Linked DNA regions of Homo sapiens: regions 1, 2, 3, 5, 6 and 7 are each linked to region 4. Evidence: chromatin contacts called from ENCODE Hi-C or POLR2A ChIA-PET data. All regions are on one chromosome and are shown on one strand. Each heading gives the region's core, a stretch centred on a gene start or an enhancer-like site at or near the end of the contact. The rest is flanking DNA. Distances are from core to core; before and after follow the strand shown. Region 1 holds the start of NCLN (nicalin). Region 2 overlaps NRTN (neurturin). Region 3 has its middle 6.8 kb from the start of TLE2. Region 4 holds the start of HDGFL2 (HDGF like 2). Region 5 holds the start of MICOS13 (mitochondrial contact site and cristae organizing system subunit 13). Region 6 holds the start of SAFB (scaffold attachment factor B). Region 7 holds the start of CLPP (caseinolytic mitochondrial matrix peptidase proteolytic subunit).

Region 1 (4,034 bases), core at 912-3,411, 1.3 Mb after region 4:
TGGAAACCCCACGGAAGCCGCTATGAGAGCCGCAGGCACGCGTGGCTACTTGCGTTTATTACCCTCAAGCAGCGCTGAAAATCCTGCCCCCCGGTTGCACAGGCCACGCTTTGGGGGCTCGGCAGCCTCCTGTGGCTGCTGGCTCCTGTGCCAGGCAGCAAAGATGGAGGCGATTCTACAGGATGGTGCCCGTCAGGACCCTTCCCCCGGGAAAATCCCAAGCAGCACGGAAAACGCGGTCACTGCATGAGGAGCCTCTGGCCTTCCACTCCCACCCTCCAGAGCCTGGGCCTTGGGTTTATACACCACCACTGTGGCCCCAGGGCGCTTCCCCTGGACACTGTGGACATTAGGGCCGGATCGTTCTCTGGGGTGGGGCCGTCCTGGGCACTACAGGGAATTGAGCAGCGTCCCTGGCCTCCACCCACTCCATGCCAGGAGCACCCGTGGTCGTGACAACCACAGATGTCCCCAGACATCACCCAGCGTCCCCTCGGTTGACAACAATGGCTCTAAGTAAAAAAATCGTAACTCTGGGGCAAAATGGGACCTGAGGCCAAAGTCTGGTTCCATCTCCAGAGATGGGCTCCCCAAGGGCTGGCAGAAGCTGGGGGTCCCCGCGCCTCAGGTTGAGCCTGAGATGTGACGAGAGGGACCAATCCAAGAGAATCCGGGCTGGGAACTAAGGGGGCCAGGAGAACAAGCGGACGGGACTCCTTCACAGGGAAGGCCAGGCCTTGACTTCCAGGGACCTGAGGGGCCAGGCTGAAAAGAAGAAAAACCAGGGACCAGGTTCTGGAATGTCAGGGACAGCTATAGCCAGGCAAAGACAAGGGGATGTGGAATGGTCTAGACACTGGGGTCAGGGCCACGACGGGAGGGGGCGAGGCTGTTGAGTGGGAGACTTGCAGAATGCAAGGGCAAGGGGGTGCGAATTTGGAAAGGGAAGAGGAAATCCTGGAAAGATGGAACAAGTGGGGTTCTGGGAAGTGGGTGTGAGGAGGCTGAGCTGAGGGCGTGGGTATGCATCAAAGGCGGGACAGAAAGGGGGTCAAAGGGAACCCCAGGCGAGTGGACTGAACTGGGGACGTGGGAGGAGACCAGGGAAGCTGGGCTAGCAGATTCTGAAACATGACTCACGAACTGGGACCAGAGAGCGTCAGGGGTCTGGGGACAAATGTGCCCTTGACGTGGGGGCCGGTGACTAGAGCGAGAAAATTCAGGGGAGTTGAATTTGGGCACTGGACAAAATGCACTTGGCACCCAGGGCCGTGGGAGGGGGTGGGGAATGCTGGACCACCGCGTCGGGTGGCTCAGCCTGGCAGAAATCAGTGCAGGGACCTTTAACTCCAAACGCAGTCAGCTAAAGGCGAGAGGCCTGGGAACACGGACGTGACCCAGTGAATCCAGAGACCAACCAGATGGTCTCCAGAACAGGACCCTGGGAGCTGGAGGTCAGGACGGGAGCGTCTGCTCAAGTGAGCCCGGACCAGGAAGCCTAAGGGGCGGAGGGGGCCCAGGAGGGAGAAACTCGGCAAGGCAGGCAGACGCCGGCCCAGCTGGGGACAGGAGAGAGGGGACTTAGGGCTCCAGGGACGCGGGACGCTTGGCCCGGCCATGGGTTCCGGGGCAGGGAGACCTAGGCAGGGGCCGGGGGCTGTGGGAGCGAGCGCGGGGGGTCCCTGGGCGCTAGGCAAGGAGAGCAGGGATTCCAGGGCGCCCGGGGGTCCAGGGCGGCAGGGCTCTGCCTCGCCTGGGGCCTGAGCATGGGTCGGGCAGCCCAGGCCGGAGCTAGGGATCGGCCTGGGGATCGCCGGGCCGGAGTGGCGTGGCCGGGGAGCCCGGGGAGCCCCGAGGGTGGGCCGGGGACACGCACCGTAGGGCTGGCCCTGCAGGTCGTACTGCTGCATGCGGTACACGGTGAACTCGTGCGCGGCGTCGGCGGCAGGCAGCGGCGGCGCCACCAGCAGCAGCACAGCGGGCAGGAAGACGATGAAGCCGAGCGGCAGACAAGACGCCTTCAGCATGTTCTCCAGCACCTCGCCCGCTTCCTCCAGCATCCTGGCCGGCGGCGGGGCCGCGCGGGGCGGCAGCTGGGACGGGACGGCGGCGGCGGCGGCTCCCGCGGACTCACCTCGGCATGGGTAGCCGCCGGGGTCCTGCGGGCGCCGCGCGGGGCAGCCCGCACTCGCCCTGAGGTCCTGTGGGCACCGCGGCGAACCGCCCCGCCAGCCGCGCTGCCTGTCGGGAATTGTAGTCCGTCCGTCCGGCGCTCGCGGAGCCCTGTGGGAGTTGTAGGCCCACTCTGGAACTCCCGGAAGGTGCGGCAGGCTGTTCGGCTAATACCGTTGAGGTTTCACATAAACTCCAAGTCATAAAATGCAATAAAATGCTTTAAAAAACTATTTCGCGATATCACTTTCTTAACCTTGTCTTTGGCGTTGGGGGAGCTAGGGTGAGGGGCGAAAGGTGGGGACAGGACGTGACCTTGCGACCTGGAAGGAAGTTGGGGATAAAGAGAAAAGGAAGTGCCTGCCTGGCGCGCTAGGTCTTCTGGGAGTTGTAGTCCCGTCAAACACACAAAGGGTCACGGGAACTGTAGTCGTCCTGGCAGAAATTGCTGAGAAAAACAAAAATCACTTAAAACTCCCGAGGATGTAGATGTCAAACTCCACGAAGGCAAAAACTTTTGTCTGTTTTGTGCATATGATGTATCCCCGGCATCTAGCACAAGACCTGGCGCACGGCGGGTGGCCTATACCATTTTTGAATGAATGAATGAAAAATAGAAAGTCATGATAGTCAGTTCCTAAGGGAGGCCGCAGTGGGTTGTGGGACTTGTAGTCTGGAACCTGCGGTTTGTGCAGGGGTCGGTGGCAGGTATTTATATTTATCTTTATTCATATTTGGGGCATACTTATACTAAAAAAGTATTTGTTGTTCATCAGAAATTTAAAGTTAAAACCCAGTGTCTCAGGGCTGGAGGTACCTAAGGAACGTCCCTTTGTACAGATGGGGAGACTGAGCCCCAGGGTGCAGCAGACAGTAGCCCTGGCTCTCAGCACGTTATCATCCCAGGCTCCGTACAGCTGCCTAAGGAGTCAGGGCTTCCTTTCTGTCCCAAGTGAGAAGTGGCATTGGTGCCGATTAAGAGCCTGGGCTCAAATCCCAACTCCTCCATTTCCCAGCTGTGTGGCTTTGGGCAAGTCGCTTCACCTCTCAGAGTCTCAGTTTCCTCAGATATAATGATAAAGAATCAAGCACTCTCCCTGCCAGCAGCATGTGAGAATTCTGTTTGTTTGTTTGTTTGTTTGTTTGTTTTTGAGATGTAGTCTCTGTCACCTAGGCTGGAGTGCAGTGGCTTGATCTCAGCTCACCGCAACCTCCACCTCCTGGGTTCAAGCAATTCCTGTGTCTCAGCCTCCTGAGTAGCTGTAAATTACAGGCGTGAGCTACCGCGCCCGGCTAGAAAGGGAGTTTCTGAGTGTGCTGCTGGGTCACTGAGCACCTACTGTGTGCCAGCCGTGTGGTGGGTGCTGGGGACACAGCCGGGACCCCAGCAAAGCCACACTATCCACCGACACGGAGCTCGAAGTCCAAAGGAGGAGGTGGATTGTGTGACCAGGGGTGATGGGAGCTGGGATAGAGGACACAAAGGCAGCTGGGAGAAGCCCAGAGGAGGCCTAGGGAGGAGAGGAAATCAGAGGAGGCTTCCTGGAGGAGGTGACACTTAAGCTGAAACTCAAAAGATGAGCCAGAGCAGATGAGTGAAGAAAGAGGGAAAGTTGTGCCCAGTATAAAGCAGAGCTGTCATGCAGGGAACACAGGCAGCTGTGGGAGCCTAGAGGAGACCTAGGGAGGAGGAGAAATCAAAGAAGACTTCCTGGAGGAGGTGACGCTAAAACTAAGGTACAAAGAATGAGCAGGCAGAAGTCAAGTGACGAAGGAGGGAAGGTGCGGGCTAACAAGGCCCCTTTATCAGGGACAACAAAGGAGGTTAAGCGAGAAGCCCCCAGAAGGGAAGGACCAAGAAA
Region 2 (4,034 bases), core at 1,334-3,833, 1.4 Mb before region 4:
GCTACTTGGGAAGCTGAGGCAGGAGAATCGCTTGAACCAGAGAGTCGGAGGTTGCAGTAAGCCGAGATCGCGCCACTGCACTCCAGCCTGGCGACAGAGCGAGACTCTGTCTCAAAAAAAAAAAAAAAAAAAAAAAAAATTAGCTGGGTGCGGTGGCCGGTGCCTGTAATCCCAGCTACCCAGGTGGCTGAGACACAAGAATCGCTTGAACCCAGGAGGCAGATGTTGTAGGGAGCCATGATCGCACCACTGCACTCCAACCTGGGCGACACAGTGAGACTGTCTCAAGAAAAAAAAAAAAAGGGGGGAGTGTCCCTTTCTGAGTGTGCAATTCTGTGTGGAAGGTGACTGTGTAGGATCATGGGTCCTGCCTGCTGAGCCCTTATGGGTGGTGATCTCTGTGTCTTGTGAGTGTGCTTGTGTGTGTGTGTGAGAGAGACCCTCATCCGGTGTGCCGATGCGCTGATGACAACCGCAGCCCCAGGGAACTGCAGGGGCTTCTCGGTTTATTTATGTTCCAATTCCCTGGTGGGCTGGGCCCGCGCCCTGTGGTTGGGACGCTGGATCTGGGTGGGAGACAGGAAGGCCGAGGTCCGGGAGGCCCCGGAGGGTGGGCAACACTCACACACACATGCACACTGTGGCAGGGGAGCTTCGGGGGGGCGGCAGACCCCTGATGGTCAGCTTTCTCGCTGTGTGTCCTGGGCTGAACAACACTCCTCTCTGAGGCCAGGCCATCTAGGATGGGGAAACTGAGGCTCGGAGTAAGCGTCACTTGGGCTTCCGCAGCGTCTGGGAACTCCGGCCTCTCTGCGGAGGCCGGGCTGAGTCGGCCCAAAGGGTGGAGGAATCCACCACCTTAAACCTCAGAGTCAGAAGACTGCGGGGGTAGGCGGGGACCCCAGCCAGCGGCAGCCCTGAAACTGCTTCCCAAGCAGATCACCCGCCTGGCCGCCAAGCCCTGCTCTCAGGGCTCCCTGGAAGTCCTGCTGATTAGCCGCCTTGAGTGTCTCCAGCTGTAGCTGTGGGTCCCCGGGAGCCAGGGGCTAGGGATGTTCCTTCATGGCTGGGTGATTCTCCCTGGGGGCGGTTTCCGATCTGCGCCCTCCAGCTTTGCGGGGGGTGGGGGGATGCGGGCTGAGCCTGGGAAGGGACACTGTGGTTAGAGGGTGGTCCTAAGGGCAGACGTGTGGGAAGGAGGGGAGGGGGCCCAGCTAAGGAGAAGGGTTGTAGCCTTGGGAACCCCCAGTCTGAGGGGCAGGAGGGGAGGAGTCTCGCCTCGCCGGTGCCTGCTCTGGGCTCGCAGTGCCCGCCCCTTCCCCGCCCCTCAGACCGACCGTGGGACCCGCCGACCCCTCCCGCGCTCTGGCAACCCAACACCCGAGGCCTGCCAAGCATCAAGGTGACACCGTGGGGAAATCTAAACACCGAGCCGGGCTTTTTCCATACTCCGCAGGGGCTCGTCGTAAATCCCCCCCGTGGAGGCCCGGCCAGGGCTTTTATGGGCCGAGGACCCAGGTCTCTGGGGACCCAGCTCTACACCAGCAGGCGCCGGCTTCGGGCTGGATGGGGCTGGCGCCCGCCCCAGGCCTCTCCCCGCCGGGAGGTGGGCAGCGTGCGGGTATTTTTAGTAGCTGGTGGAAGGAGATAGTGGCTTTCAGCTCACCCTGGTGGGCGAAGACCGGCCCGAGGAGGCCGTCGGATAAGGGAGGCCCAGGTCCACCTGGACCTCACTCTCCTCACCCCCAGAGTGGCTCCCCCTTCCTAGAAACCCACATAGCGGGATCAGTGCGGACAGGGAGACGCTGGGGAACTGATTCCACCTGGATCTCAGGCTCCTCACCCACAGTGTCTCCCCCTTTCCCCCTCTCCAGAAGTCCACACAGCAGAGAGGTGCAGTCAGGAACAAGCTGGGGAAACTGGGTCCACCTAGACCTCAGTCTCTTCATCCCAGAAGCGAGAGGTGCAGTCAGCGACAATCTGGGGAAACTGGGCCCACCTAGACTTCAGTGTCTTCATCCCAGAAGCCCGCACCGCGGAGAGGTGCGGAAGGGAACAAGCTGGGGAAACGGGGTCCACCTAGACCTCGGTCTCTTCATCCGAGCGTAGCTTCCCTTTCCCCTCCCCAGAAGCCCACACAGCGAAGAGGTGCGGACCGGAACACGCTCGGGACGGGCAGAGGGACCCGTAGGGAGGCAGGAAGGACGGTCCCTGCCAACATAGCCCCATTCACCCCATTTTCCTTTTTGTCCGCCATAAACTGGACCCACTTTGCATCTACCCTTCCCCCAAAGCAAACAGCATCCTCCCACTACCCTGCAGCTGGGCCCCCCCCACTGGTCCCCGCTTTCCCGGTGGAGACGGCGACGTGGCCCACACGCGAGCCCCTCGCCGAGGATGAATCACCAGCCAGCTCGAGTTGCCACACTTTATCTCAGTACAGTTATCGCGAGAGTCCCGGGGCCGCGCCGGCGTGCTCTACGCACGCGCAGTCTTTCGCGGGGCCGGCCAGTGGTGCCGTCGAGGCGGGGGGAGTGGCCGCCGCGCCGGCCGAGTGAGGTAGGGTCACACGCAGGCGCACTCGCGCGCCGACAGCTCGTGCACCGTGTGGTAGCGGCTGTGCGCGTCCAGGAAGGACACCTCGTCCTCGTAGGCCGTCGGGCGGCAGCAGGGCTGCGCGCGCACCCGCTCCCGCCGCAGGCGCCGCCGCTGGCGCAGTCGTCGCAGCCCGAGGTCGTAGACGCGCGCGGCAGCCTCGCAGGCGCCTGCGCAGTAGCGGAACAGCACCGTCTCGTCGGACGCGTAGCCCAGGCCCAGCTCGCTCACGCGCACCTCCAGCTCGCGCAGCCCGCAAGGCCGCGCCCCCAACCGCGCACGCGCGCGCCGCCGCCGGGGCCCCGCCCGACGGCGCGGACCTGGGGGCCGCCCAGCCCAGGGCGTCAGCTCGCGCAGCTCCATCGCATCCGGGGCCCCCTGCAGGAGTGCACGGTCTGCGAGGGGAGGAAGAGAAAGGAGGGGGGGTCAGTGGGTGCAGGGGGTGGGAGGGAGCCCCCTACCCTCTCTGTACCCCTGCAAACGAAGACCCTTGCTGGGACGCCAGGCCTAGACGGCTTCTCGTCTCACTCCCAGGTCCCAAATTTCCCCACCCTCTTGCTGAGCTGCTCATGCACCCTCTCTGGGCGGCACTGGGGGGCACGTACACACTCACACCCCTACGCTGGTCCAAAACCCCTTTCTGAACCCTGAGCCTATATTGGCTGCCCAGAACCTGGTCCATCCTTTCTGGGCCGCTTTCCAGCCCGTCTCACCTTGAGCTGAGCTGACCGGGGTCTCTAACTCACCTCCTCTGGGCCCCTCTCTCACCCCATTGCTGCTCCATTCTCCTCGTCCTCCATCGCAAATCTATCTGGACCCCGCCCCTATGCTGGGCTGCCCCAGGACACTGGTGCATCCTCTCTGGGCAGCACTGGGGGGCTGCTTCCCATGCCCTATCCCTCTTTAGTGAGGTTGTCATAGGTCTCTAGAGCCCCCTCTTCAGGCCCCGACGTCTGCTCTGAGGCCCCGGGCTTTTCAGACTCCCTCCATCCCCACTGCCCCGCTGTGCAGTGGAGCCTCAGTTTCCCTATCCAAGAAATGAATCGGGGTGTTTGGGTTTCTCAGAATGCAGAGGAGCAGCAGGTACCGCAGCCTACTGCATCCGAAGCCTGTGTGGGGACCCCACTCCATGGAGTGGCAGCAGCTACTGTCAAGGCCACCCCCATGTGACAGGTGACAAAACGGACCATCCCAAGGTCACATCATTAGCAGGTGGCCGAGAGAGAGCGACAGAGGCGGGCTTAAAGGTCATTCTTCCTGCCTTCATCGTTCACCCAAGTTTGGCCCAGGTCCAGCCGCTTTCTCCCACACTCGCCAGGAGGTGCCCAAGTCACCGATTCCCAGGGCCTGGCAGCCTAAATTTATTACCCAAGCGGTGGCTCCACCCCCAAACTCGGAAGCCCCGGGAGAGAACTGCAGACGCTGGAATGACAGGCAGC
Region 3 (3,979 bases), core at 527-3,026, 1.4 Mb after region 4:
CAGCTCACTGCAACCTCCGCCTTCTGGGTTCCAAGGATTCTCCTGCCTCAGCCTCCTGAGTAGCTGGGATTACAGGCGTGTGCCACCTTGCTCGACTAATTTTTCTATTTTTAGTATAGATGGGGTTTCCCCACGTTGACCAGGCTGGTGTCGAACTCCTGACCTCAGGTGATCCACCCATCTTGGCCCAACTAAGTGCTGGGATCACAGGTGTGAGCCACTGCACCCGGCCTACTATGCATTATTGTAAGTACTTTATAGGCCTTATTTGAAGATTCTATTATTAATCTTGTGTTCCAGACAAGGAAACCCAAGCAGAGTAAACGTGCCTGGCACTGAGCCGTTGTCACTCTGGGACTTCTCCCCCAGCCGCCCAGTTCTTACTCAGGGAGAGGCTGGAGTTCCTGAGCCCCTCAGCCAATCCTAGTGCCTCCTACCACGGGCTCCCAGGCCCTGACTCCTGCTGGTCAGAACCCACTGTGACTTCAGGACCCATGCGAAAGTAGGCACAGGGGCCTTCTAACCCTAGGGGGTATCTACCTCCCCGACACTTCACAGCTGGGGGATGTTCCCAGATCCACACAGCAAAGCTAGGGGTCAGAGCCCAAGGCTCACTCTGTCACAGGAAAGGGCTTAAGGCTGCCCCATCTTTCTTCTGTCCACTTAGGGTTAGGGTAATCTAAAGGCACTGCTCAAATGAGGCAACTCCTATGCATTCTGCAAAACCCTAGCTTAAATACCGAAACCCAACATCTTTTTGTTTTGTTTTGTTTTTGTTTTTGTTTTTGAGACAGAGTCTCACTCTGTTGTCCAGGCTAGAGTGCAGTGGCGCGAACTCGGCTCACTGCAACCTCTGCATCCCAGGTTCAAGCAATTCTCCTGCCTCAGTCTCCTGAGTAGCTGGGACTACAGGAGCGTGCCACCATGTCCGGCTAATTTTTGTATTTTTAGTAAAGACCGGGTTTCACTATGTTGGCCAGGCTGGTCTCGAACTCCTGGCCTCAGGTGATCCGCCTGCCTCGGCCTCCTGAAGTGCTGGGATTACGGGCGTGAGCCACCACGCCCTGCCCCAACATCTATTAAATACTACCACCCAACATCTAGAAAGCTATCCCAACTTCCCAATGGGGGCGCTAAATCCTGGCTGAGCCTGCCCCCACTCCCACCCCCAGCTCTGATCCTCCCTAACCCCAACCCCGACCACAGGGGTTCTGAGAGAGCTGGGCTGTCTCCCCCTCCTCCCAAACTTGGGAGCCCCTCCTTGAGTTTCCACCAAGGTCAGCCCTGGCTGCTCCCAGGCAGAACAGCACGGAGTATGGGTTTCATGAAAGTTTTGTCCAGCAATCTCACTGTGCATCTGGGTAAACTGAGGCTCAAAGAGAGGCCCTGGAGGTTCTAGGGAGATGGCTCCTCATGTTCCTGGGTGGAAGGAAATGTGTGTGTGATTTTTCCGGGGGGCACACCGCCAAGCGTGGCGGGGAGCTGAGGCTCAGAGGTCACCCGCGAGCCCGGGGCCAGCGGGAGGGGACAGGCCTGGCTGGTGGCCCGGCAGTTCGGCTGGAGGGGGCGGTAGGCAGAGGTTGGCGGTGTCGGAAGCCAAAGGCTTGGCCTCCCCGAGGGAGCCGCTTTCCCGGCCCGGGTCGGATCAATGGGCTGTAATTATACCGCGCCGGGCCGGGAGCCGGCAGGGAGGGAGCGGGAGCTGGCGGGAGGGAGGCGACGGGCGGGAGAGCGCGGGCCGGAGAGGTACCCACGTTACTTTGATTGACAGCCTGGGCGGGAGCCGCGCGGGAGCTTCTGGGAATCGTAGTCTTTTTCTGAAAACCCGTGCTCTCCTCCAGCTTCCACGCTCGGGGAAACTGAGGCACAAGGCCCAGCACCACCCCCCTCCACCCCTGACTACCTATAGGCCCATCCCCCCCACCTGGGGGTAAAACTGAGACCGTTCCTGGAGCCCCCAGGCTCGGGTAAGAGCTTCAGCTCTTCGCCGGGCGTCCAGCGTGACTTAACTACTCTTTGCTTCAGTTTACCTATCTGTGAAATAGGGAGAAAGATGCAACCTCTGCTCCGCCAGCTAGCTGGTAGCATATTGCACGAGGGTCCCTTGTTTTGAAGGGGAGATAGGCCAGGCTTGGGGGTGACTCGCTTTCCCCTGTTTCTGGATAATAATGGAGCCTTAGCCCCCCCTCCTCCAATCCGGTCGAGCTCGGGCGTCCACTAGGGTCTCAGATTCTCCTAGGGAGGGGGGCCACACTCGCCAAACCCCGCCGGGAGCGCCGAGCTGCCTTCCGATTGGCCCTACTGATCCCAGTGCCTCCTGCCATTGGTTGCTGGTCTCCTAATCCCCATTGGCCAGTTTCCTATGTGACGTCACTGACCCATGTGGGAGCGTCGCGAGCGGATTGGCTGGCGCCCCCAGCCAACCACCGCGGAGAAAGGAATTTCCACAGTAGCTGGGGCGGCCAGGCTGATTTAAGGTGGTCTGAGCAATCCGGGGTCCCAGCGCAGCTTCTCAGCTTTTTCCCTTTTTTTTTTTTCCGTAAACCCACATCCACAACGTAAAACCCTAGCCAGGAACCAGGGGCTGAGCCTCTCTGTAATGGGAAGGGGGAGATCGGCGGCTGAGCTCCTTTTCCCCTCTGGCAGCTTCTTCCCTGATGGTGCAGCTGGGGAAACTGAGGCGCAAAGAGGGGGTCCGTGAAGTCCCGCGTGGCAAATGAAGTCGCTGGGGACTCTACCCACGTTGGAACACGCCTGGCAGGTTGCTTCCCTGCTTCCTGCTCTGGCCGGATGTGGTATTTTGGGGAGTTATGGAGTCACAGGCGGCCAAGGGTTCCCCAGTATGCACACAGTTGCTGGCAGCAGAGTCTCCCCAAATTCCACCCGCTGCTCCCAAAGTTGGGGATGTTGCTGCCCAGAGCAAAAACTCCTCCTTCCTGGCGGATCACACACTAAGGGATGGGGTGTGTTCCTGTGTGCGTGTGTGGTCTTGTGGCTTCTCGGGCAATCCACAAATCTGTATTTACCCTCCCCGGTGCAGTGTGCCTGTTAGAGGGATCTGAAGACTGCTGGGTAAAGATCCCCTGCTCTAGGGAGCCTCAGCTCACTCACCGGGCAATGCCCCTGTTCCTCGCCCGGCTCTGCCTTCATCCTTAGCTCGCTCCTGTGCTGACACTGACCCTATGTGACCCTGGGAGGGTACGTGTCCCTGTACCTCTGTCCCCACCAGATGCTCTGGGAGCCCCTCCCTGGAAGGCCTAGGGCTGGATCTTCTCTAGGAATCCAGCCTCTTGCAGCATGTGGAGGTGTTCGTAGACTAAACATCCATTTATCCACCAACACCAAGCAGTTTATATCCAGTGTGTGTATGTGTGTGTGTGTGTGTACGCGCGTATGGAGAAGACAGGAGGCGAAGAAGACAGGAGGCTGGGGGAGAAGGCTTTTGCAGGAGACAGTTTTTGGGTTGGGCCTTGAAAAAAATGGACTTTCTCCAGGCATAAAAGGAGGGGGAGGGAATTCCAGGAAGAGATAACAAGCAGGGAAAGGCTCAGAGGTGGGAAAGAAAGGACACAAATTAGGTGATCTGGCCAGGGTGGCTGGAGGGGGTTGGGGGTGTGGTGTGATCTGGTGGAGGAAGGTGAAGCTGGCTGGGGCAGGGTTGCAGAGGTTCCAGTGCTAGGGTGAAGAGCTGGAAATTTATCCCTAGGGCAATAGGGAGCCAGGGGAGGGTTTGAGGGAAGGAGGGCCAGGCTCCAATTGAAGATCACCAAAAACAAAGGCTGCTCAGAGGGAGGAGGTGGCTGTGGTCCAGATGGGAGAGAGGACAAAGGCCTGGTCAGGGTGGGGGCTGCTGGGGTGGGGAGAACGGAGGAGGGTTGCAGGCCAGGTGTTGGGAATAGAGGGCTAGGGTGATGCTCTGGTTTAGAGTATCTGGGGGATGTGTGTGGGAACCCTGATAGGAGCAGGGGGTAAGAGTCTG
Region 4 (3,797 bases), core at 972-3,471:
GGGCTCCCGATCTTCCCTGCCCCACTCACCCAGCTTCCTTCTCGCTTGGGTCTCCTCAGAGCTACTTTATCAGAGTCCCTGGCCCCTGGGCTCGGCCATGGGCCGCCAGGCCCAGCATCCCTCTCCCGCCAGAAGCATCCTAAATTCAGTCCACCCGAGGACCAGCCCGGCATGCCTCACAGCCCCGCTTCTCCCAAGACCCGCCCACGGTCCTCCGAGGCCCACCCATCCCAGCGGCATTGCCAGCTTCGGACCTGGGCTGGTTCTGGTCCAGAGCACCGTTTGGTGTCCCCCTCCACAGCCCCTCCCTGCTGCCCCAGCCTTCCACCCCCAGTGCCAAATTCCTCAGTCCTGCCCGGCAAATTCCACCAACCTCAGCCCTGGGAGACTCAGCCCTAAGACCTGGGGATGACAATAGCCTGGGGTCCCTGCTTCCCGCTGGCCTGTACCTCTCAGGGCCTGGAACTCACCCCCTCCACACCTGGGACTCCAAGGTGCGGAATATCCTTCAGGCCAGGACACCTGGGACTATCCAGGTCGTCGGGACCCCAGCTTCCACCAAAGGGGCATCCAAGGTCCCCTCGGCCAGCCCCCTTCCCTCAGAAGCGCTCCCACTCCCTGGGCCCGGGCCTGTCTCCATTTCAAGCATTGGGGTTGGACCACCCCACCCTCAAGTCCCTCCAAAACCAGCTTCTACATCCTCCTCCCCACAGGGGACCAATCCCCAGGGTCCCCCAACAGTCCCGATGCCAACTTCATTCTAAGGTCCAGTTCCCCGAGTCCCAGTGACCCCGTGAACAGAGCCCCGAGCCCCATTCCCCCACCCCCAGCCCCTCACTCAGAGGTCCCAGCTTCCCTTAGCCTTGACCCTCAACCTTCCCCCCTGACTGCCTCCTCCAACCCTGGACCCCTAGCACATGGCCCTCGGCCCCCCAGCCCCTCAAAACTGGGCTTCTCCAGGACCCACAAGGGAGTGCTTCAGCCCCCATATCTGACCCCAAATCTCAAGTTCCGCAGTTCTGCTCAAACTTGAACCTTGAGCCCTCAGGCCTGGGATCCCCAGGCCCTCAGGTGAGGGTCCCTCAGGTCCCAGACCCTCCCAGACACCCTGCGCACGGCTCCCTGAGGCACCCTGGACACCCCCAGACACACGAGGCGTGGCTCCCTCTGGGCCAGGGCAACCCCAGATCCCCATGGTGCAGCTCCCTCAGGCACAGAAGCCCCAGACCCCCAGAGCGCAGCTTCCTCAGGCCCAGGACCCCCAGACCATTGGCGCCGCAGCTCCTTCAGGCCCTGGACACCCCCCAGATCCCCACGGCGCAGCTCCCTCAGGTCCAGGACCGCCATTCCCCCAGAGTGAGAATTTATCAGGCCCCAGACCCCCAGGGCACCGCTTCCTCGGGCCCGGGACCCCCAGACCGTCGGCGCGCGGCTCTTTCAGGCCCCAAACACCCCCAAACCCCCAAGGTGCGACTCCCTCGGGCCCAGGATACCCCCAGACTCCCAGGGAGCGACTCTCTGAGCCCCAAAACCCTCATACACCAAGGGCGAGAGTCTCTCAGGCCGCAGACACCCTCAGAACCCCTAGGCGCGGCCCCCTGAGGCCCAGGGCCCCCAGACCCCGGGGCGCGGCTCCTGCAGGGCTTGGACACCCCCAGAACCCCAGGACGCAGCTCCCTGAGGCCGAGGACCCCCAGACCCCGGGAGGGGCTCCTGCAGGCCCAGACGGCGGGTCCTGCAGGATCCGAACACCACCAGACCACAAGAACGCGGCTCCCTGCAGCCCAGGACCCCCAGGCCCCGAGGGCGGGGCTCCCTGAGGCCCAGGATCCCTAGACCCCGGGGCGCGGCTCCGGCAGGCCCCGGACAACCCCAGACCCCTAGGGCGCAGCTCCCTGCGGCCCAGGACCCCCAGACCCCCAGGGCGGGGCCGCTGCGGGTCTCGGACACCCCCAGACCCCATGAACCCCAGACCCCCGGGGCGCAGCTCCTTCAGGCCCAGGACAACCCCGGCCCTCCAGTGCCCGCCTCCGGCCCGGGGCCCCCGCTGCCCCCCCCCCCCCCCCCACCGGCCCCATCTCCCGCGCGGCCTCACCCTGGCAGGCCAGTGAGGGTAGCCCTTCATCTTAGCGAACACCAAGTCCCCGGGCTTGAAGGCGTGTGGCATGCTGACGGCGAGAGGCCCAGGCCGCGGAAAGCGGCTGCAGCGGCGGTAGCGGCTGCGGCGGCGGCGGCGGCGGCAGCGGGAGGCGAAGCCGGGGGCGGGAGCGGGACGCCGAGGGGGCGGGGGAGGCTGTCTGGGCAGCCTGCCGACGCGCGCTTATTGGGCGTTGCGCCAACGGAAGTTCAGCCCTCCGGCCGTCACGGGCCGGCAAAGCCGTCGATCAGGACCACGTGCAGGGGACAGAGAAGGGAGGCGACCAATAAGAACAGAGGTTGGAGCACAGCAGTTAACGGGATTGGATAACGGACAGACCCAAGGGGCGTAACCCAGAGACTCTAATGGGAGGTTATGGGAGGTGAAAGGGAAAGGTGGGAGGAGACGAACAGACGCTCTAAGGGAGTGAAGGGGTGGAGCTTAAGGGAAAGAGGCAGGACATAGACCTCCACAAGAGAAGGGGATATAAGGAGGGCAGAACATTGGATACCGCAGAAAAGAAGGCCAATCACTTAACGCAATGGGCGGGTCATTGACAGCCTCTCCCGCTCAGGAGGAGAGGCTTAAAGTAGATATGCAAGCCATTGGATACCACAAGAGAAGCGCCTCAAGGTAGGGAGCAGGCATTGGCCATCACAAGAGGCGGGGCTTCAGCGGGAACGTCGGCCATTGGCTATCGAAAGAAGAGCGATACAACATAAAACAGGGACGGGCGATTGCCAGCTCGAGGAGGCGGGACTTAGAGGAAGGGGCAGGCTCCGGGGGAGCTCTTAGTATAAACAGCCACAAAATGCACAAAATAGTTATTTCTTCACTTAGTTAAAAACTTAACTGAGTACCTACTATATGCCAGGGCCCCAAAACGCCACACAGACCTATTCATTCATTCAAGAAAAATGTACTGAATACCGTGGGGCCGAGTCACTTGATTGTCCTGGGCTTCGCTCTCTGCACTTGGAAGATGGGGCCCATAATGATTGTGAGGACCCTGCTCTAGACTGAGCCCGGCAACAGGAAATACAGGAAGTATTAGAAGCTATAACTCGGCCGGACGCGATGGCTCACGGCTGTAACCCCGGCACTTTGAGAGGACGAAGCGGGCGGATCACGAGGTCAGGAGTTTGAGACCAAGCCTGGCCAACATGGTGAAACCCCGTCTCTACTAAAAATACAAAAATTAGCTGGGCGTGGTGGCACGCACCTATACCAGCTACTCAGGAAGCTGAGGCAGGAGAATCACTCGAACCCAGGAGCGGGGGGTTGCAGTAAGCCGAGATCGCGCCACTGCACTCCAGACTGGGTGACAGAGCAGAAAAAAAAAAGCTATAACTCTACCTTCCGGCAGGGCGTGGTGGCTCACGCCTGTAATCCCAGCACTTTGGGAGGCCGAGGTGGGTGGATCACGAGGTCAGGAGATCGAGACCATCCTGGCTAACATAGTGAAACCCCGTCTCGACTAAAAATACAAAAAAAATAGCTAGGCGTGGTGGCAGGCGCCTGTAGTCCCAGCTACTAGGGAGGCTGAGGCAGGAGAATGGCCTGACCCCGGGAGGCGGAGCTTGCAGTGAGCCGAGATCGTGCCACTGCACTCCAGCCTGGGCGACAGCGCGAGACTCTGTCTCAAAAAAAAAACAAAAAC
Region 5 (3,893 bases), core at 978-3,477, 1.2 Mb before region 4:
TTGAGGAGTCCCTAAATCTCCCATCTGTAGGTCCAGCCCTAGGTTCTTTGCCTCTGCTGTCTTCTGGGTGTCTCCTCCTGACAACCTCCAGGCCCCTTAGAACCAGCAGGACCCAATCCAGGCTCAGCATGTCACCCCATACCTGCTTCTCTTCCCAGCTCACCATCACAGAAATAGCCCCACTATCCCCTGTCCCTAAATGGGAGACCCAGGTATTGTCCTCACCTCCTTCTATCCTTTCACCCCCACGAGCTCATGGTTTTCAGATCTTATCAGTTCTCCCTCTCCAGTCTCTCCCCAGCTGTCCCTTCCTCTCTCTCTCCAGGACTCCCAGATTGTCACCTCCCTCCTAGACCCTACCCCGGGCCTGACCACCCCCATCTTTCCTTTGGCCTCCCTTCCATCTCCGATTTGGTCTCCCCCACCTCCACACTGGCTTCCCCATGTCCATACTCATTCTCTCCCTGCCTCTTCTGTCAATGCAGCCAAAGGCGTCTGTGTCAAAAGCAACATGGCCATGGCCCTTCCTGCTCCAAACCCTCTCAGGGGTCCCCACTGCAACTGATGGAAACCAGGCTCCTCACTGCACCCCATGAGGCCCTGCAGGTATAGCCCCTGACTACCTGTCTATCCTTCTCTCCCACGGCCCCATCTATGAATCGTTCAGTTCTCAAAATAATGAACTCCTCACCTTTCCCAGACACACCAGGCATGCCCACAGCAAGAAACGAGCTTCCACCTTTTCCCCTTCCAGGGACAGCCCATGAAGCTCCTCTGCTCATCCCTCTTTCCACCCCCAGCTCTACACTGACTGCAGCAGCCCGGCAGGGGGAAGTGGGACCAGATGGACTGACGGGTGGACGGATGGGTGGATGGATGAATGGATAGATGGACAGATGCATGTATGGATGCATAGATAGAAGGATGGATGGGTGGATGGCCAGATGAATAGATGGATGGGTGGATGGATGGATGATGGACGGAGAGATGTATGGGTGGATAGATGGATGAGTGGATGGATGTATGAATGGATAAATGGGAACACATAAATGGATGGATGGATGGATGGATGGATGGACGGACGGATGCATGGATGGATGGATGGATGGATGGATGGATGGACGGATAGATGAGTGGGTGGCCAGATAAATAGATGGATGGGTGGACAGATGGATGAGTGGAAGGATGGGGGGAGCAGATGGATGAATGGATGGGCGGACAGATGGATGAACGGAAGTGTGGATGGATAGATGGAAGGATAGATGGGTGGATGGCCAGATGGATAGACGGGTGGGGGACAGATGGATGGATGGGCAGATGAACGGTTGAAGCAGCCCGGCCGAAATGCGGGAGAAATGGGGGGAAGCCCTGCAGAACGCATCGGCCCCTTCTTGACCTCGGCGGGCCTTAGCTTCCCCTCTGAACAAAGCGGGCGTGTGACCCTCTGCGCACCCCTAAACCGTGCACTCACCCGCTCAGGCCTCAGTTTCCCCCACTGTCCAGCGGGGGTGGGGTCCCGGGCTGGGAGCCACGCGAACGCCCCCACGGTCCTCTCTTCTCGGCCGCCTCCTGCCGGGTCCCCGACCGCACCCCCTCCCGTAGGGCACGGGTCACGTGACTCGAAGCCCACCTCCTCCCGGGGAGGGGCCGGGCCTCGGGGACCCAGCGCCGGAGCGTCGCCGGGCAACAGTGCCCGCCTGGTCTTCGCCTCCCAGCAGGGGCCCGGCCCCGCCCACTGGGCGGACGCCCCGCCTCCGAATCGATCACGTGAGGGGGCCGCAGCGCTCGAACAATCCCGCCCTCTCGTTGCCGTGACAACCGCCTTGTAGGCACACTCTTCTTAAATCCGGGCCCTTGGTCCCCCGCGCGGGCGCGGGTGGATCTCTCGGGCTCTGACTTGTTTTCGGGTCACCTTCAGGCTTCAGCCAGGCACCTGACGCCTCTTTCCCCTCACGGTGCCAGGGCCGGGCCGAACTACATTTCCCAGGAGGCTCCGCGGCCAGGTGCAAACAGCGCCGTGCTGACTACATTTCCCAGACAGCCTTGCGGCGGCCCGGGCCTTAAAGCGTCCATTTCCCAGCGGCCCTCCGCTGCGAGACCGCAGCCCTTCTCTGGAGTCTCAGAGCCGCAAGACACCACGACTCCCAGAGGACCTTGCGTCGGGCAAGAAAGACTACACCTTCCAGAGGCCTCTGCGGCGCCGCGACAGGAAGCGGCGGGCGAGCCGAGTGTCCTTGCGCGTGGATCCGAGCGACCATGGTGGCCCGGGTGTGGTCGCTGATGAGGTGCGTGGGGGCGCCGGAGGGGACCCGAGTCCCCGAAAAAGTCCATTTTTGTGGGCATCCCTGTCTCCAGTCTGGTCCCGATCTGCTCTTCGCTTCCCTTAGAGTCACTTCCCCTTCGTTCCCCGCCTATGGGCCAGATAGGGAAACTGAGGCTTCAGAGGGGCGGGGCTTCCCGAGGTCGCCAATCCCCTCCCTCCTGCTTCCCAGCGAGCCCTTGGCGTTCAGTTCGCGGTGTCAGCCTCCGCCTCCGAGCCTCAGTTGTCTTCTCTGTGAGGTGGGAATGCCGGTGAATCCTGCCGCTGGCGTGGATGAGAAGTGAATGCGTGCTCGGAGCTGCGAGTGACAGCGGGCAGGAGGCGCCCAGGGACACTTGGTTTCTCCAGGGCTGGAAGGCTTCTAGAAGGTCAAGATCTTACGTCTTCACTGCCCCTGCTCACTGTGGGACTTTGAGTGACCCACTCTCCCCCTCTGGGTTTCAGTTCATCAGTTCAAGTGGCGTCCAGCCGCCCTGCCTTGCACGTTGTAAAACGAGTGCTGTATATAATAGGGGTCTGGGTCGACGGTGCTGCACTACAGAGTGTCACCCTGTGGACGGTGAGCCCTCAGGAGGGTCTCACTCTCCCCGTGGGCCTTGGCCCCTGAGGGTGGCTGTCAGTGTCCGCTGAGCTTCTGCTCCTCCCGTCCCTGCCCGCAGGTTCCTCATCAAGGGAAGTGTGGCTGGGGGCGCCGTCTACCTGGTGTACGACCAGGAGCTGCTGGGGCCCAGCGACAAGAGCCAGGCAGCCCTACAGAAGGCTGGGGAGGTGGTCCCCCCCGCCATGTACCAGTTCAGCCAGTACGTGTGTCAGCAGACAGGCCTGCAGATACCCCAGGTACTACGGGCCGGGAACGAGGCCAGGGTTTGGCGGGTGGTCAGCTCTGGGAGGTCCCTCCAGCCCTGCACGATGTTGTCCTCCATATTGATGCTGACCTGATTCTCCGGCCTGTCCTCCTCCCTCCGCCTCTGGGGATGGGCTGCTGAGCCTTTTCACCAGTTCTTTCTGCCCATCTCTTTTTCCCAGCTCCCAGCCCCTCCAAAGATTTACTTTCCCATCCGTGACTCCTGGAATGCAGGTAAGGCACCCAGTTTCTTTGCTTGGAGGGAGACACCCCAGTCTAGCCCCTCTCCCCACTTCCTGGCCATTCCTTTCTGTCCATCCTCCTTCCTGCCCGACACGTGTCTCTTAGGGATCTAAAAGGGAAAGGAGGCCGAGCACAGTGGCTCACGCCTGTAATCCCAGCACTTTGGGAGGCTGAGGTGGGCGGATCATCTGAAGTCAGGAGTTCGAGACCAGCCTGGGCAACATGGTGAAACCCCATCTCTACTAAAAATACAAAAATTAACCGTGCGTGGTGGTGCACACCTGTAATCCCAGCTGCTGCTTGAGAGGCTGAAGCAGGAGAATTGCTTGAACCCAGGAGGCAGAGGTTGCAGTGAGCCGAGGTTGCACCACTGCACTCCAGCCTGGGCGACAGGGCGAGACTCCATCTCAAAAAAATAAAATACAAAAATTAGCCTGGTATGGTGGCGCACTTGTAGTCCCAGCTACTTGGGAGGCTGAGGCAAGA
Region 6 (3,874 bases), core at 564-3,063, 1.2 Mb before region 4:
CACCTGACCAGCCGCCAATCTCCACTCTCTGCATTTTCTCTGGGTAAATATGTAGATCAGTGGGCTTCCTGCCTTATCTGAGTAAAGAGAATCCATAGTGAAAAGAAACACAAGCTTGAGCTTTTAAAAGGCCCATGTGACTCTGGCCGAGACAACTATCCACCCTTGAGCCCAGGGTTTCTCATCAGGAAAAAAAAAAAAAAAAAAATCCCTACTTCTTCTCATCACCAATTAATAATAAAGCCCTGTGATCTCCGTAGTTCCGGAGTCAGGATGGTGGGATGTGTCAACAGCCCCACTGCCTGCAGGGGCTGGGGGGTGGGCGGCCAGGCGGAGCAACTACAGGGGAGAGGTCCCAGAGTAGCCAGGTGGAAAAAAGGCAGAGAAAAAAAGCTACAGGAATAAGGAAACCGCAGGTGGCTAACCTTTACTTGCCTCTCTGCTTTTCCTAGGGATCCCTTTGAATCCCCCAAGGGAGGCGTTAGAGCCCCCGATCTGCAAATGAGGACTCGTGGTGGCACAGAGAGGAAAAGCGAATCGTGATGGCAACCACACACCGAGTGTTTACATGCGCCAGGCAGCACGCCAAGCCTGCTCCACGCAAACTTATTTAATCCCCAAATCAAAGTCCTATTGCTTTTTTGCTTCTTACAGGAGAAAAAAAAAAAAAAAGAATAGAAAAGAGGACTCAGAAGGGGTTCAAGGTCTCCTATGCCCAAGATCAGGCCACCGAGAGCTGGCAGGGTCCCCAAGTCCAGAGAGACTGACGGAGCTGGGGGAGCCCAGGCTCTGCCCGCCTCCCGGGCAGTTCTGAGGCTGGTTTTAAAGTCCACCCGGGGTCTCCCCTCATTTCACATTTCTGATCACTACCGTCAACACCACTTTTCCTTCCTGCCACGTTACTTCACCGAGCGAGTACCGGCAAACCGTGAAAACTGGATTGTGGTGGGTTTTTTTCTATTTTTCCCTTTGAGTATGTCCTACGGGTGTTTCCTTTGTAAATCAGCCCCGATTCAGGCTGGTCGGTCCCCTGTGGGTCACAAAGCATCTTCCCTGGGGAAACCAAGCAGCCGAATCAGGAATCCCAGGGCCTGGGTTCAAATCCCGACGCTGCCCGTCCTCGGCCGTGTGACCTTGGCCGAGTCCCTTCCCCTCGCCTGGGAAGTGAGGGTTTCAGGGTCTCCCCTCCAGGTACGGAGGAGGGGACGAGACGAGGGGAGAACCCTCCTCTCAGTGGACGATGTCACCCGTCACCGTTTCTCCTGCACGCGTGCCGTTTTTGTGGTTCTCCTGGCCCCATTGCGGCGTTAGGATTTGAACCCAGGCCCAGCCGGCCAAGGAACTCTCTCCGGGGCCTCGGAGGAGCCGGGGGACGCGAGAGCGCCAGGTCCGGCGAGGCCGCGAACGCGGCCGGGGGCGGACGCCAGGGCCCGCGAGCCACCGTCGCGGCCAAGAGGACCCCAGACCCACCCTGTGCCCGCCCTCGGGGCCCCAAATCCACCTTCTTCAGCCGCTCCATCAAAACGCTCTTGTTGCCGCTCGAGTCCACATTCCGTTTCCTCAGCTCCGCCCGCAGATCGATCACTCGCAGGTCGCTGAGGCGCCGCGTCCCGGTCTCTGACGAGGCGGAGCTCAGAGCCGCCGCGCCCGCCGCTCCAGAATCACCTAGGCCTGACAGAGTCTCCGCCATTCCAGGGACCCTGGCTCCGCCGCCCACTTTCCACAGAACCGGGCCGGTTTTATCAGGCTCCTAGCACAAAATGGCGCCGCCTGCGAGGGAACCGCTCCAGTCGCCCCAGCGCGCCTCGCTTCTGCGCAGGCGCACCAAGCGTAGGTTCTAGTATCCCGGTTGCAACTGCACATGCGCAGTGAGAACAACGCGGGGATGTGCGCAGACGCGTTGCGTCTCGTCAGCCTCCCGCCGGGAACTGCCGGGACGCATGCGAGCTGCAGATTCAGCGCTTGCGCGTTGTGCCGGGGAACCCGCGGTTGGTGGACGCGCGAGCGTCCTTGCTGCTAAGTACGCTAGTGGGGGCGGTGCGCGTGCGCGTGCGCGGCCGCAAAGCGGGGCGGGAGGAAACGAGTGCGTTTTCCTCTTAGGCGGCGCCATTTTGTGTTCAGAGCCGCTATAGCTGCCGGCGGTGTGCGACTGAGTCGGTGGCGAAGACGGGAACGCGACGATGGCGGAGACTCTGCCCGGGTCGGGCGACTCGGGCCCTGGCACGGCTTCTCTCGGCCCGGGCGTTGCGGAGACTGGGACGAGGCGGCTCAGCGAGCTGCGGGTGATCGATCTGCGGGCGGAGCTGAAGAAGCGGAACCTGGACACGGGCGGCAACAAGAGCGTCCTGATGGAGCGGCTCAAGAAGGTGAGGCGGCGCGGGGCTCGGGGGTGGCGCAGGAGGCCCGGGCACGCCCCCGCCTGCACCTGTCACCGCGGCTCCCGGACCCGGGGCGCCCTGGGTTCGCCCCGCGTCTTGGCCGACCCCGGTTCGAGGTGTCGGGCACCCAGGGGGCCGGCTGTGTGACCTTGGCCCGTCACCGCTCCTCTCTGTGCCTCCCTTCCTATCCTCTTTCCACCTTTTCTCCTCAAGCGCGCTCAGCGTGCGGTCTTCTCCGCTACCAGGGTGGCCCCGGGACCCCTCCTGGGGCTCCCGATCGAGCCTTGGCTCTGTGACCTTGGGCAGGTGCCTTTCTCTCTGTGCCTCAGTTTCCTCCTCCGGAGAATGGGTGTCTGGCGGACTCCAGAGCATTTACAGGAAAGGGGGCGGTGCTTGTTCTTGCCCCAGGGCTTTGGCCTTTACGAAGCTGTCCACCCGGGTCCCCCAGATCTTCTCGTGGCCGGCCCCTTGTTGTCATTTTGGGTCTGCCTGAGACATCACCTTCCTGAGCGCCCTTCCTAATGCGCTGCCCCACCTCCTTGCCAGCTCATCCTGCGTTTGTGTCGCACCTCGCTGAAAGCAGGGGCTAAATGCAAAATATTAAGGGGTTGGGAATTGTCTGTTTCCGCAACTGGAACAAACAACTTGAGCATAGGGAGGGAGCTTGTGGGTACCCAGTCCTGGACCCGGCAGGTGGCAGGCACTGAGGGACCTGTTGAATCTCCCCAGGCTGGCTGCTGTTCCTCCTCACCAGCGGTGGCCAGCCCTTCACCGAGGCCGGGCCAAGTGCAGCCTCTCTGTTCTAATTTGTCCCATCATATAACTTTAAAGTCGAAGGTTTGGCATTGTCGAGTTGAGTTGCCATTTTGGAACTGGTCCTTGACCCCAATTCTGGAGCTCCTGCTCACAGCCTCCCTCTCCTTTGTCATTTGGACCCAGAGAGACCCAAGTTGTGCGGGGTTCCTCCTCCGCCTTTTGGGCTTGCGGCCCAGATAGCTGACCCGGAGTTGCTCTTTGCAAGGACGGGTTTGCCTTTGTTTCATGGGAGGTTGTTACTTGTAAGGAACAGTGTGTGCCCTGCAGCTCTTAATGATGTTGTAAAACTCATCTCTCCCTAATAGGCGGTTAAAGAAGAGGGGCAAGATCCTGATGAAATTGGCATCGAGTTAGAAGCCACCAGCAAGAAGTCAGCCAAGAGATGTGTTAAAGGTATTGTACATATGCTGCTTGGGGCTTGAGTGTTCAGAGAATTTAGAGAAATGGTGTGTAGTGTGCTCTTCCCGCCTTCTAGGCTGGGAGAATTTCTCTGGTACTCGGTGTCCCTCCACTAAGAGTTAGCTTTGCTCGTCACCACCTAACAGGTAGCTCTGTCAAGGGCACAGGGAGGAGGAAAGAGATGTACAGGTGCCAAGTGCAATTAAAATATACGAAAAACGTTTCAGCTTCTGCCATTGGGATTAAAAGTCAACTAGAGAAAGACAAGCTCTTAAAGCTAC
Region 7 (4,029 bases), core at 25-2,524, 1.9 Mb before region 4:
AAAATCTACCAATTTTTAAATGTCAGCCGGGTCAGGTTGGCAGAACAGTATGTGCAGGATCAAAGAGGCCACATCCTGACTTGTGAACCGAGGCTCAAAAGCCAGCAACAGGCACCTTTTGGTGGTTTAAAGCCACTTCTGGAACTCTGACGCTCTGCACCCTTTCCCAGAGAGAGAACATCCCTGACCCGGGATTCTGGTCCCCTGAGTCACCCGTGTGCCCTGACGAGTGCCCCTGGCACCCAGGAAAGACCCTGCTCACCAGGGCTGTTGATGTACATGTGGATGGGCTTCTTGTTGCTCTCGGATTGCAGGAAGAGGAGCTGTGCGATAACAAGGCTGGCAACGCTGTCATCGATCTGCAGGTGGAGAGGGCAGGGGTGTCCCCAGATTCGGGGTGGGGAGAGAGTTTTAAGGGAGGCTGGGGATGGGTCAGGGAACCAGGAAGGGGGACCAGAGCCCAAAGTAAAAGGGATGGGGAAGAATTTAGGCCCCAGAAGGGGATGGGGAGAGAGTAGTGGAGAGGACCCAGGGGGTTTGGAGCACAGGAAGGGGGGAGTCAGGGGGCTAGGGACACAGGAAAGGAAGGGGTGAGAATGGCTGGGGAGAGTCTTGAGCGTAGGAATGAGGGGAGCGGTGCCAGGTGTCAGGAAGGAAGTCGGAGATTAAGAGCCGAGGAGCAGAGAAGGGGTGAGGAGCGGGTTGGGGGACCGGGAGCCAGGAGGGGAGTCAGAAGGGGAGGGAAGGGGGTTAGAAGGGGAGCGGAGCCTGAGGGAAAGTCTGGGGCCAGGGAAGGAGGGGCGCAGGGAGTGTCGGCAGGCGCTTGGGAGAGTCCTGGGGAGGGTCCCGGCGCGGGGCGCTCACCGGGCCCATGACGCACACGATGCGCTCCCGCAGCAGCCGCGAGTAGATGTCATAGGCGCGCTCGCCGCGACCCTGGGGGTAGAAAGATGGAGGTGAGGGGCCGGGGCAGCCAGCCGATCCCCACCCAGCCCGGAGCCCCCGAACCGTGTCCCCGCCCGGCCGCCGTACCGTCTGCTCCACCACGATGGGAATGAGCGGGAGAGCCCGGGTCGCCGTCGCGTGCAGGCACCGCTGCAGGGCCAGGCCGTTCTGGAGTGTCCGCTGCGGCGGCCGCTGCGCTGGAAAGTGAGCGGCGAGGCGAGGCCCCAGCGCGGGGTACCTGCATGACGCCACCCGGGCCCCCCCTACCAATATTCCGGGCCACATCCCTCCGCACGCCCCGGTCGGCTTCCGTCCGATGGCGGAACTACAGCTTCCGGCGTGCTTTGCGCCTGGGAGCTCGCTCGCTAGGCCGCTCACTTCCAGGAGTCTGGGCGGGCGCCATTAAGGGTGAGGCGGGGATAGGGACGGAGCCTGAAAGGGAGGAGCCAATGAAGTAAATTGAGTGGGCAGGGCTGGAGAAGTTTTAGAGTCTCCAGTTCGAGTCCCCTTACCGACCAATTCGTCTTCTTTTTTTTTTTTTTTTGAGACGGAGTCTTGCTCTGTCACCCAGGCTGGAGTGCGGTGGCACGATGTTGGGTCACTGCAACCTCTGCCTTCTGGGTTCAAGCCATTCTCCTGGCTCAGCTGCCCCAGTAGCTGGGATTACAGATGCACACCACTGCACCCGGTTAATTTTGTTATTTTTAGTAGAGATGGGTTTCACCTTGGCCAGGCTGGTCTTGAACTCCTGACCTCGTGATCTTCCCACCTCGGCCTCCCAAAGTACTGGGATTACAGGCGTGAGCCACCGCGCCCGGCCTCGTCTTCGTTTTCTACTGTTTCTGCTTTATTTATTTTTATTTTTTTGAGACAGAATCTCACTCTGTGGCCCAGGCTGGAGTGCAGTGGCGCCATCCTAGCTCAATGTGGCCTCAAATTTCTGGGCCCAAGCAACCCTCCCTCCCACCTTGCTCTCCAGAGTAGCTGGGACTACAGTTGTGTGCTACCACATCTGGCAAATATATATATATATGTATTAGAGATGGGGTCTTACTATGTCGCCCAGGCTGGTCTCAAACTCCTGGCCTCAAGTGATCCTCCCACCTTTGCCTCCCAAAGTGCTGGGACTACAGGCATGAGCCACCACACCCCACTTATTCCTTATTTTAAAAATAGCTGCAGGGCCGGGCACAGTGGCTCACGCCTGTAATCTTAGCACTTTGGGAGGCTGAGGTGGGCGGATCACGAGGTCAGGAGATCGAAACCATCCTGGCTAACACGGTGAAACCGCGTCTCTACTAAAAATACAAAAAATTAGCCGGGCGAGGTGACGGGCACCTGTAGTCCCAGCTACTCAGGAGACTGAGGCAGGAAAATGGTGTGAACCTGGGAGGTGGAGCTTGCAGTGAGCTGAGATGGCGCCTCTGCACTCCAGCCTGGGCGACAGAGCCAGACACCGTCTCAAAAAAAAAAAAAAAAGCTGCAGTGTTCCCACAGCTCATCTTGGAAGAGGGGTCCCAGAGAGGACTTAGCCTGGGTCTTGGCCTTGAAGAGCTTCCAGCCTGGTGTGGCCGACTTCTACTGAGACCTCCTCATTCATTTTTTGGCCACCTGTGGAGTAGATTGTGGGAGCCCAGAGAAGGGTGTTGTGGATTCTTCCTGGAGATCAGACCGGAAAGCATTCCTAGGAGAAGCAGGTATTGGAATTGGGCTTTGCAGGATAAGTAGGAGTTTGTTAGCTGGGGAAAGGCATTTCCAGCAGAGGAAAAAGAATGGGCAAAATGGTGGAAGTAGGAAGATTGCTGGTAATGTTGGGACTTCTCTTTTTTGCCACACCTTCTCAAGCCAGATTCTTTTTCATCATTCAGTTCAATGTCACTATCTAAGAGGTGCCCACTGCTTCATCCCCAAAGTCTAGAATAGTGCCTGACACACAGTAGGTGCTCATTAAATACACATTGAACCAAGAGATGAAGAGGTGATAAAGGAGGTAGGTAGAGGGCTTTGGAGGCATCTGCAGAGTGGGGATAATGATAACCTACCTCCTAGGTTTGTGCAGAAAGTCCTCAGAAAGGGTCCAAAAATGTGTAAAAAGTGCTCAGTTTGAATGATTTATTGCTGTGTTAGATCAGGGACCATGGAAGTCTGAGAAGTCTTCAGGTCCTCCCACATGGGAGTCTACTTGAAGTGTTTTTTTCTTTTTTTTCCCGGGGCAGTCCTTCGAATCACAGCAGATTCAGGCGAGGTGTTGTGGTGGCTCATGCCTGCAATCCCAGCACTTTGGGAGCCCAAGACATGTGGATCACCTAAGGACAGGGGTTTGAGACCAGCCTGACCAACACAGTGAAACTCCGTCTCTATTAAAAATACAAAATTATCTCGGCATGGTGGTGAATGCCTGTAATCCCAGCTACTTGGGAGGCTGAGTCAGGAGAATCACTTGAACCCAGGAGGCAGAGGTTGCAGAGAGCCGAGATCACACCACTGTACTCCAGCCTGGGCAACAAGAGCAAAACTCTATCTCAAAAAAAAAAAAAAAATCACAGCAGATTCAGAGAGACTCCTGAAGTGGATTTTGATGTATAAGAAGTTTACCAAGCAGTAAGCGGTAGACTCTTTTTTTGTTTTGAGTCAGTGTCTCGCTCTGTCACCCAGGCTGGAGCACAGTGGTGTGATCAGAGCTCACTGCAGCCTTGAACCTCTGGGCTCAAGCTATCCTCTCACCTCAGCCTCCCAAGTAGCTAGGACTAGAGGTGCATGTCACCACATCTGGCTAATTTTAAAATTTTTTGTAGAGACAGGGTCTCCCTATGTTGCCCAGGCTGGTCTTGAACTCCTGGACTTAAGTGATCCTCCTGCCTCAGCCTTCCAAACTGCTGAGACATGAACCATCATGCCCAGCTGGACTCTTTTTTTTTTTTTTTTTGAGACAGAGTTTTGCTCTTGTTGCCCAGGCTGGAGTGCAATGGCACAATCTCGGCTCACCACAACCTCCGCCTCCCAGGTTCAAGCAATTCTTCTGCCTTAGCCTCCCGAGTAGCTGGGATTACAGGCGCCCACCACCACGCCCAGCTAATTTTGTAT

Evidence for each region. A loop is a pair of places that touch in the nucleus more often than their neighbours do. ChIA-PET counts read pairs that join two places held with the same protein, here RNA polymerase II (POLR2A). Pooled maps may share reads with other maps.
Region 1: a pooled map shows a loop between it and region 4 (18-fold over the local background). The contact joins the promoter of NCLN here to the promoter of HDGFL2 in region 4. A Hi-C loop is called at or near these places in 1 of 37 single-sample maps with no recorded cell type and 8 of 50 pooled maps. POLR2A ChIA-PET finds 5 or more read pairs at or near these places in 2 of 52 experiments (activated B cell and activated T-cell).
Region 2: a loop to region 4 is called in a pooled map, with 7 times the contacts of the local background. The contact joins the enhancer-like site here to the promoter of HDGFL2 in region 4. A Hi-C loop is called at or near these places in 1 of 37 single-sample maps with no recorded cell type and 3 of 50 pooled maps. POLR2A ChIA-PET finds 5 or more read pairs at or near these places in 1 of 52 experiments (HEK293T).
Region 3: a loop to region 4 is called in a pooled map, with 15 times the contacts of the local background. The contact joins the enhancer-like site here to the promoter of HDGFL2 in region 4. A Hi-C loop is called at or near these places in 9 of 50 pooled maps. POLR2A ChIA-PET finds 5 or more read pairs at or near these places in 2 of 52 experiments (CD8-positive, alpha-beta memory T cell and Caco-2).
Region 5: a loop to region 4 is called in a pooled map, with 18 times the contacts of the local background. The contact joins the promoter of MICOS13 here to the promoter of HDGFL2 in region 4. A Hi-C loop is called at or near these places in 5 of 37 single-sample maps with no recorded cell type and 12 of 50 pooled maps. POLR2A ChIA-PET finds 5 or more read pairs at or near these places in 1 of 52 experiments (naive thymus-derived CD8-positive, alpha-beta T cell).
Region 6: a loop to region 4 is called in a map of B cell, with 6 times the contacts of the local background. The contact joins the promoter of SAFB here to the promoter of HDGFL2 in region 4. A Hi-C loop is called at or near these places in 2 of 168 maps with a recorded cell type or tissue (B cell and naive thymus-derived CD4-positive, alpha-beta T cell), 2 of 37 single-sample maps with no recorded cell type and 10 of 50 pooled maps. POLR2A ChIA-PET finds 5 or more read pairs at or near these places in 1 of 52 experiments (activated B cell).
Region 7: a pooled map shows a loop between it and region 4 (7-fold over the local background). The contact joins the promoter of CLPP here to the promoter of HDGFL2 in region 4. A Hi-C loop is called at or near these places in 2 of 168 maps with a recorded cell type or tissue (both naive thymus-derived CD4-positive, alpha-beta T cell) and 10 of 50 pooled maps. POLR2A ChIA-PET finds 5 or more read pairs at or near these places in 1 of 52 experiments (activated naive CD4-positive, alpha-beta T cell).

The regions. Positions count from the first base shown.
Region 1 is chr19:3,184,057-3,188,090 of GRCh38, reverse strand. It overlaps NCLN (nicalin), which reads right to left and starts at 2,161. Exons shown (of 15, transcript NM_020170.4): 1 at 1,877-2,161. The coding sequence starts at 2,060. RefSeq lists a silencer at 1,675-2,244 and enhancers at 2,755-2,894, 2,201-3,083.
Region 2 is chr19:5,826,705-5,830,738 of GRCh38, reverse strand. NRTN (neurturin) reads right to left here. Exons shown (of 3, transcript NM_004558.5): 3 at 2,415-2,990. The coding sequence ends at 2,566. FUT6 (fucosyltransferase 6) reads left to right here. Exons shown (of 3, transcript NM_000150.4): 3 at 1-331. Among named protein-coding and RNA genes, the nearest start is that of FUT6, 11 kb to the left of the region's middle. RefSeq lists silencers at 1,629-1,678, 2,379-2,708, 2,879-2,948, 3,747-4,034 and an enhancer at 2,316-3,004. Within about 2 kb of position 2,583, at least 30 of the 41 ENCODE cell types and tissues checked have a DNase peak (open chromatin) inside an H3K27ac peak, as active enhancers do.
Region 3 is chr19:3,034,093-3,038,071 of GRCh38, reverse strand. It overlaps a transcript of TLE2 not described here. Among named protein-coding and RNA genes, the nearest start is that of TLE2, 6.8 kb to the right of the region's middle. RefSeq lists silencers at 1,572-1,631, 2,292-2,461 and an enhancer at 2,602-2,801. Within about 2 kb of position 1,776, at least 38 of the 41 ENCODE cell types and tissues checked have a DNase peak (open chromatin) inside an H3K27ac peak, as active enhancers do.
Region 4 is chr19:4,470,721-4,474,517 of GRCh38, reverse strand. It overlaps HDGFL2 (HDGF like 2), which reads right to left and starts at 2,221. Exons shown (of 16, transcript NM_001001520.3): 1 at 2,096-2,221. The coding sequence starts at 2,167. RefSeq lists enhancers at 1-4, 1-306, 2,796-3,145, 3,406-3,575 and silencers at 2,026-2,085, 2,116-2,295.
Region 5 is chr19:5,678,850-5,682,742 of GRCh38, reverse strand. It overlaps MICOS13 (mitochondrial contact site and cristae organizing system subunit 13), which reads left to right and starts at 2,227. Exons shown (of 4, transcript NM_205767.3): 1 at 2,227-2,285; 2 at 2,980-3,157; 3 at 3,347-3,398. The coding sequence starts at 2,257. It overlaps HSD11B1L (hydroxysteroid 11-beta dehydrogenase 1 like), which reads right to left and starts at 1,716. Exons shown (of 8, transcript NM_198706.3): 1 at 1,472-1,716. RefSeq lists a silencer at 1,539-1,748 and enhancers at 1,799-2,268, 2,279-2,378, 2,399-2,478, 2,509-2,618, 2,999-3,138.
Region 6 is chr19:5,621,022-5,624,895 of GRCh38, reverse strand. SAFB (scaffold attachment factor B) reads right to left here and starts at 1,813. Exons shown (of 21, transcript NM_001201338.2): 1 at 1,502-1,813. The coding sequence starts at 1,690. It overlaps SAFB2 (scaffold attachment factor B2), which reads left to right and starts at 2,120. Exons shown (of 21, transcript NM_014649.3): 1 at 2,120-2,366; 2 at 3,500-3,587. The coding sequence starts at 2,181. RefSeq lists enhancers at 651-1,382, 1,383-2,115, 2,036-2,375, 2,849-3,581 and silencers at 1,356-1,405, 2,376-2,495, 3,500-3,720.
Region 7 is chr19:6,358,776-6,362,804 of GRCh38, reverse strand. CLPP (caseinolytic mitochondrial matrix peptidase proteolytic subunit) reads right to left here and starts at 1,274. Exons shown (of 6, transcript NM_006012.4): 1 at 1,033-1,274; 2 at 865-936; 3 at 263-359. The coding sequence starts at 1,230. It also overlaps a transcript of ACER1 not described here. RefSeq lists an enhancer at 1-599 and a silencer at 798-1,027.